Linked DNA regions of Homo sapiens: region 1 is linked to region 2. Evidence: read pairs that join two places in POLR2A ChIA-PET (ENCODE). Cell type or tissue: MCF 10A. All regions are shown on one strand. Links, peaks and the distances in the headings refer to the core of each region. The heading gives the core; the rest is flanking DNA. Region 1 overlaps PTPRM (protein tyrosine phosphatase receptor type M). Region 2 overlaps PTPRM (protein tyrosine phosphatase receptor type M).

Region 1 (2,920 bases), core at 103-2,602, 60 kb before region 2:
GTGGCCACCAGTCATATTGCAGCATAGGCAAGCAGTGTGCCTCATGAAATAATCCTATAGGAAATAAAATATGCAAAAATCAATAAGGTTTCATGGAACAGTTTCTGCAAGGAGCAGAAAGGCAAGCGTGGCTCAATAAAGTGGCAACAGCCTGTGACAACAAGCCTGGAACTGGTTTCCATCAGAGACACCCTTTTACTGAGCACAGTGAATATTTCTGTGATATCCTGTCCCCATGTAGCAGGAGCATTTTGCCCTGGTTGCACAGTCCCAGCAAGGGGCTTTGCATAGGCTTTGCACAGGATGCTTGGGAGACTCAAACTCTCTCCCCACCCCGAGATGGAGTCTTCCTCTGCTGCTTAGCATGGAGCTCAGTGGTGCAATCATAGCTCACTGCAGCCTTGATCTCTGGGGCTCAAGTGGTCCTCCCATCTCAGCCTCTCAAGTATCTGGGAATACTGGCATGTACCACCAAGCCGAGTTCATTTTTTTATTTTTTTATTTTTAGTAGAGATAAAGTCTTGCTATGTTGCCTAAGCTGGTCCAAACTCCCAAGCTCAAGCATTTCTCCCATCTCAGCCTCCTAACATGTTGGGTTTACAGGCGTGAGCTACTGTGCCCAGCTGAAGACTTGAAGTCTTGATGCCAAAGGGAGGGAGGATTTGTTGTCTGCTCTTTGGTATTCCTGAGAGTGACACATGGGGCTGGGTTCTCTGTGGCACTGTTATATAAGTCAAGCAGATCCCTTGGAACTTTATGTGGGAAGTGTTGTTGGGCAATTATAATCTATATTCTGAACACTTGAAAGGGTTAATATAACCAGTGTTTGGGCATTTGGGTGGTGTTTGCACATATATGGCAGCCTCTTCCTGAGAGACTGGATAGATTAATACCCAGAATTACTTTATGTAAAGTTTTCCAGGATATGTTATTGGAGTGAATTTGAACTCTGGTTCTGAAACCTTTTATATAATAGTTATGTCCATCAAGGCTCTTGTGCACTGATTCTTAATCAAGAAAAAATGAATTAAATCCCCTTAAATGAATTAAACACATTTTCAATTTGATGCGTTATTACCAACTTTATCTCTGTGATAACAATATTGGATGAAGTAGGCATTACTGAGTGACTGACACTTCTCAAATTCCCAGTTTTTCTCTGCCCATCATTCACTTCCTTTAAGTATTACTTTTTTCCTTATTTCAGGTTTTCAAGTGACTTCTGACATTTTAAAAAACCGGTTTTGATGAGGCCATAGATTCTCTTAGGTGCATTGTGCACTGCTGTTGCTCTTCCTTTTATCTCTCTCCTTCCATAAGCAGGAGCATATTTTATAAGCTGCTTTTCTCTTTCTAGTCGAGGTACCTGGAGGCAGCCCCATTCACATTTGTGGGACTGATGGTGAATGGTATTTTGCAGTGGAAAGTGAGCCTCTTAGGTCTTAAGCTCCATGGGTTTAAGCACAGGAGGGGCATGAGCTGCTCCAGGAATCTCCTGCAGCTATTTATAAAAAGATGGACTCTTTCTCTTCCCTAGGGGACAGAGTATGATGGATTGTCATGGCAGTGTGTGAAAATAAAACTCTACAAAGCAGCACAGGAGAGCTGTGTAATCAGTCTGGAATTTAAAATATCTACTTGCCAACTTCACCAGTGAATGTTGAAAACTGAGACTTGGAAAGTTTTTTTTTTTTTTTCTTTGACAGCAATACTTGTTCAAAGTGCACTGGCTTATGATGGAGAAATTGGGTCTGGATGGTCTAGCTCTTTGAAGAGTGAACATTAAGTGCCACTGCACAGTGTATGAATGAGGCATGAAATGATGCCATCAGAGCAGCAGTGGCGCAGAGGTGCTGGGTGGATCTTGTCAGTTTGAGGTTGAACCGAAGCACAGAAGCACAGAACAGGGTATGTCTAAAACCTGACATGGCTTCTTTGTGCTATTCATGTGCACCTAGCAGTGCCTTAGCCACCTAGCTCTATGAGACATCATGCTGACGAATTACCCCTGTGACTTACCTGTGTGCAGGTTATGCCCACTTTGGTGATGTTTCCTTTCTAGAGGGTCTCTTTCTCTTGTTCTGTAAGAGACAAACATATGCCAGTGCCATGTTCTTCCATAGAAATGAAAGTACGAGGGATAAATGAGTGAGGGGAATGGCAGAGGGAAAGAAAATGTGAATGTAAGGGTACAGTAGATGTACATTAGTGTGTTGTGATCTCAGTGCAGTAGATTAACGTTAGTGTGTTAGGACCTCAAGGAGAAATTTAATAGCTGAATCATTGCTGAGATTGACAAAGATCAAGTGCTTGGAACCGGTAGCCAGTAAGACTATTTCTCAAAGACAGAGTGCATCATTTATTTCTGGGCTCTCCGTCCATGCTGCAGTTCAGTTATTGAATATCCTTTAATGCAACATTCTTGGTAACCACGTAAGAAATACTCAAATATTGAAGACAGAGGACCTGGCTCCAGGGCACTTATCATCCAGATGTGGACCCCCTTCCTATTCATCCTGCTTGGAACTTCGTGGGCCTTCTGGACCGAGAGGATATGTGCCTTCAACTCTGGGTACTTTTCTTCTCTTATCTCTTTAGTTTTGTCTGTTAATTTCTCTATATTCTTTTAAGTATTTCTTCTTAATTTTTTTTTCATATTAGGCATATGTTAAAACTTCTAAGTTCTTGCTTGTCTTAACTTTTTTTTTCACATTTTTTCATCTTTTTTTCCCCCTATGGGAGATGAGTTGTCTTGTGGGATAATTCTTTGGCTCTGTCTTCTAGATTACTAATTTATTCTTCAGCTGTATCCTTTCTCCTGTTTAGACCAAATGTTGTTTTTCCTCATTTAAAAATTGTCTAAAAATTTCAGATCACCTTTAAAAAATTATTATTAACATGGTAGTCTATCTATTTTCAG
Region 2 (2,920 bases), core at 99-2,598:
GCCTACCAATCAATAAAAAATCTGATAGACAATTTTAAATATTAAATCACCTGAATATTTTTTATTTGAAATATAAAATCACTGAAGATTTTTTTTCCTCAACGATTTAAAAATATTCTTTGCCTTTAGTTCAGCTTTCTCCTCTGGGCCTGGCTGTAGACTCTATGGAAGTAATTCTGCCTAATAAAAAGGTTTAGAGATGTTGTCTAAAACACTTTAGAAAAGAACCGTCTCTCTGGCAGTTAACTCTCATGGGGATAAAGTAGCTTTCAAACTCCAACAATAATGGTTAGTTTTGACGTATCTGACCTGTTTGTGTGCAAAGTGGGAGTTCGCCTCCCTGGAATGCCACTTAAGGCAGCAATGCAGCTCTTGAAAGAAGTTTTATAAAAGCAAAACACCAAGCTGTAAAGGACAAGGCATTTTAATGTGAACTGCTATTACTTTCGCAAGAGCCCAGTTGCTTTCCTAGAAAGCCATAATGTGATTCCCAACAATAACTGTGGACATGCTGTTCCTCCTGTGGTTAAATCACATCTTGATTTCAGCTGTGGAGCACTGATTAATCCTTCTAAAGTTTGGACAATGAATGAAGTGAATGAAGTTTGGACAGTGAATAAAGTATCTTCCTCTACCCTCCAAGGTATTGATGGTCACTATTTGCATTTGTGTGTGCTCTACAGTTTCTCAGTGACAGTCCAGTTCAGTTCTTAATTTACCCTGATGATGATCCTAAACTTGCGTTAGCCATTGTTTTCTGCGGTGCCATTCTGTCACTTTGGCATTTGAATATGTCTGACATAGCAATTACAACTTCGTGTTTTAATTACTTAATTACACAGTTGCTTACTCTGTTAGACTGGAAGCTTCTGAGGGGCCGTGGACATGTCTTTTTCATGCCCAATGTCAGTGTCTGTTCACTGTAACAGGCTCACAAATGTTTGTGGAATGAACAAATGTTGAATCCCCAGCCTGTTCTCCATCTGTGGCCTGTCTTAATGCCTCATCCTGGAGGACTCAGCTCAGAGTTCCCTTTCTCTAAAGAGCTGTCACTAGCACCCCACCTCCCTGAGCTAGCTTCAGTGCCACTTTTGTGTGTGCCCTCAGTGAATGTTGAACGAGGGAGGTGTTCACACCATTGCAACATCACTGTCTTCCTGCCACACCTGACTTAAGAATGGGGCTTGAGTTATTATACTCAACTTTGAATCAGTGGTGCTTACGACAGTGCCTGGGCAGTGATTACTCAATACATATACACAGTACATTTTAAAGTTTGCTGTTTCTTTTTAGAATAATTGTGTAAATGATAAAGAAGAAAAAATTAAAGAAAAAGTGTTTCTGCCAATGAGATACATAAAAGGATTTAAAATGCCTCTGTTGTTATTTTTTGTTCATAGTGCATTGTGGTAGTTAATTCAACTAATTGAGTGCCAGGCATATCTCAGATTATCCGTCATTGGTGATATAGATGTATCAAATTACTGTTTCTGCTTTTTTGTCAGATAAAATTCAGTTGTCAGCATAAACTGGAATCATGTAAGTGGTGTAAAAGAACCACCGTTCTTTCACATATTTTAGGCTAAGAATCATTTTGGACACCATCAGCTCCCCAGCCTCTCAGTATCCATTCAGACAAACAATCCTTTGATTGTAACTCAAGATATCCCATTTATCCTTCCCACTTCCTCATATCACTGCCTTAGATTACCATTGGTCTACTATTCCCACCTAATATTTTCTCTTCATGTTATTATAAAATTATATTATTGTGCAGTTATTATTCATATTATTTTGCTATTCTACCCAGTGTGTTTATGGGTACCTGGTTTGTTTTTTTTACCCGGATTGAAAACGATTACTTGAAAGAGTTATTTACAAAAATACTGGTTAAATGAAAGAAAAATTAGCCTTGAATAAAAATACCCAAGATAATCAGTGGTATTACTTCTTGTACATTTCTTCCCATTTCCTTGTCGGCAACAATAAAAGTGCCATTTATACAGGAGTGAATGTTGGAAGTGATTCACGTGGCATCTCTTGACAGACCTGTGGAGGGCACTCTGTGGAGGCAGAAGATGAAGAGCACTTAGTATCGAGTGCCTCTGTGAGTCATCACAGATATGCTTCTGACCTTCAGACCATTTTGGCACTTAATAGATAATGTTTGTCTTCTCTTGGGTTGTGTAAGCTCAGAGAATTGGTCATCTGTTTTGAATAATTTGATCTTAAATAACATTTTTAAGTAAAGCCACATGAGTGTTATTATATCATTTTATTGCATTAGGAAGCAACAAGAATAAAAATATCCTCTGGGCTTCTGAAGAGATCCAGGGGTTTATTTAATTGTTTATATTATATTAAATGTCTTACTTAAAATTCATGTTTTTCAATGAATGTTGGTAGTTTTTAAATGATAGATTTTATTTTCATCTCCTTATCTTGCATTCTGTCACTAATTCTTTTGTTTCCTTGAGAAGAAATAATAGAATTAGTTTTGGTTCCATACTGTCATCATAAGCATAGTGAGTTTTAACTTTTATTTTTAAATAAGAGAATAGCTCATGTAATTTGAGAATCGATTAATTTTACTTTTTAAGACTTATAATTCAAAGCTGAAGATGACCCTAATAGCTTCTAATGCACTTTTTTTTGTTCTCTTTTTAATTTTCTCCAGAGAGCATATGCCACCAATATTTGGTTATCTGACTCTGAGATGTGCTATGAAACCTTGATTATATGTTAGACTAAATCATCAGCTCCAGAATCTGACTGACTGGATTACAATCTGCTTTTCTGTGTGACCTTAGGGAAGTTTTTTTAAACCCTCCTGGTTATAAAATGACAATACTTCTCTCAATGGTTACCGAAGGGACCAAATGACATAAAGTGCTTAGCAGAGTGGCTGGCACATAGCTAG

Evidence for each region. Peaks named below come from ENCODE experiments on the same cell type or tissue, not always from the same donor. Only the 100,000 strongest peaks of a DNase experiment are listed, where the experiment ranks them.
Region 1: POLR2A ChIA-PET joins it to region 2 with 5 read pairs; 4 of 35 experiments call an interaction of 5 or more read pairs at or near these places.

What each region holds. Positions count from the first base shown.
Region 1 is chr18:7,811,040-7,813,959 of GRCh38, forward strand. All of the region lies in intron 2 of PTPRM (protein tyrosine phosphatase receptor type M), which reads left to right. Among named protein-coding and RNA genes, the nearest start is that of PTPRM, 250 kb to the left of the region's middle. In MCF 10A, for the core only: no CTCF peak of the experiment used is centred there; a DNase peak (open chromatin) is centred at 1,572.
Region 2 is chr18:7,870,637-7,873,556 of GRCh38, forward strand. The region is part of intron 2 of PTPRM (protein tyrosine phosphatase receptor type M); the gene reads left to right. Among named protein-coding and RNA genes, the nearest start is that of PTPRM, 300 kb to the left of the region's middle. In MCF 10A, for the core only: a CTCF peak has its summit at 2,028 (motif pointing right); DNase peaks (open chromatin) are centred at 475, 1,155 and 2,075.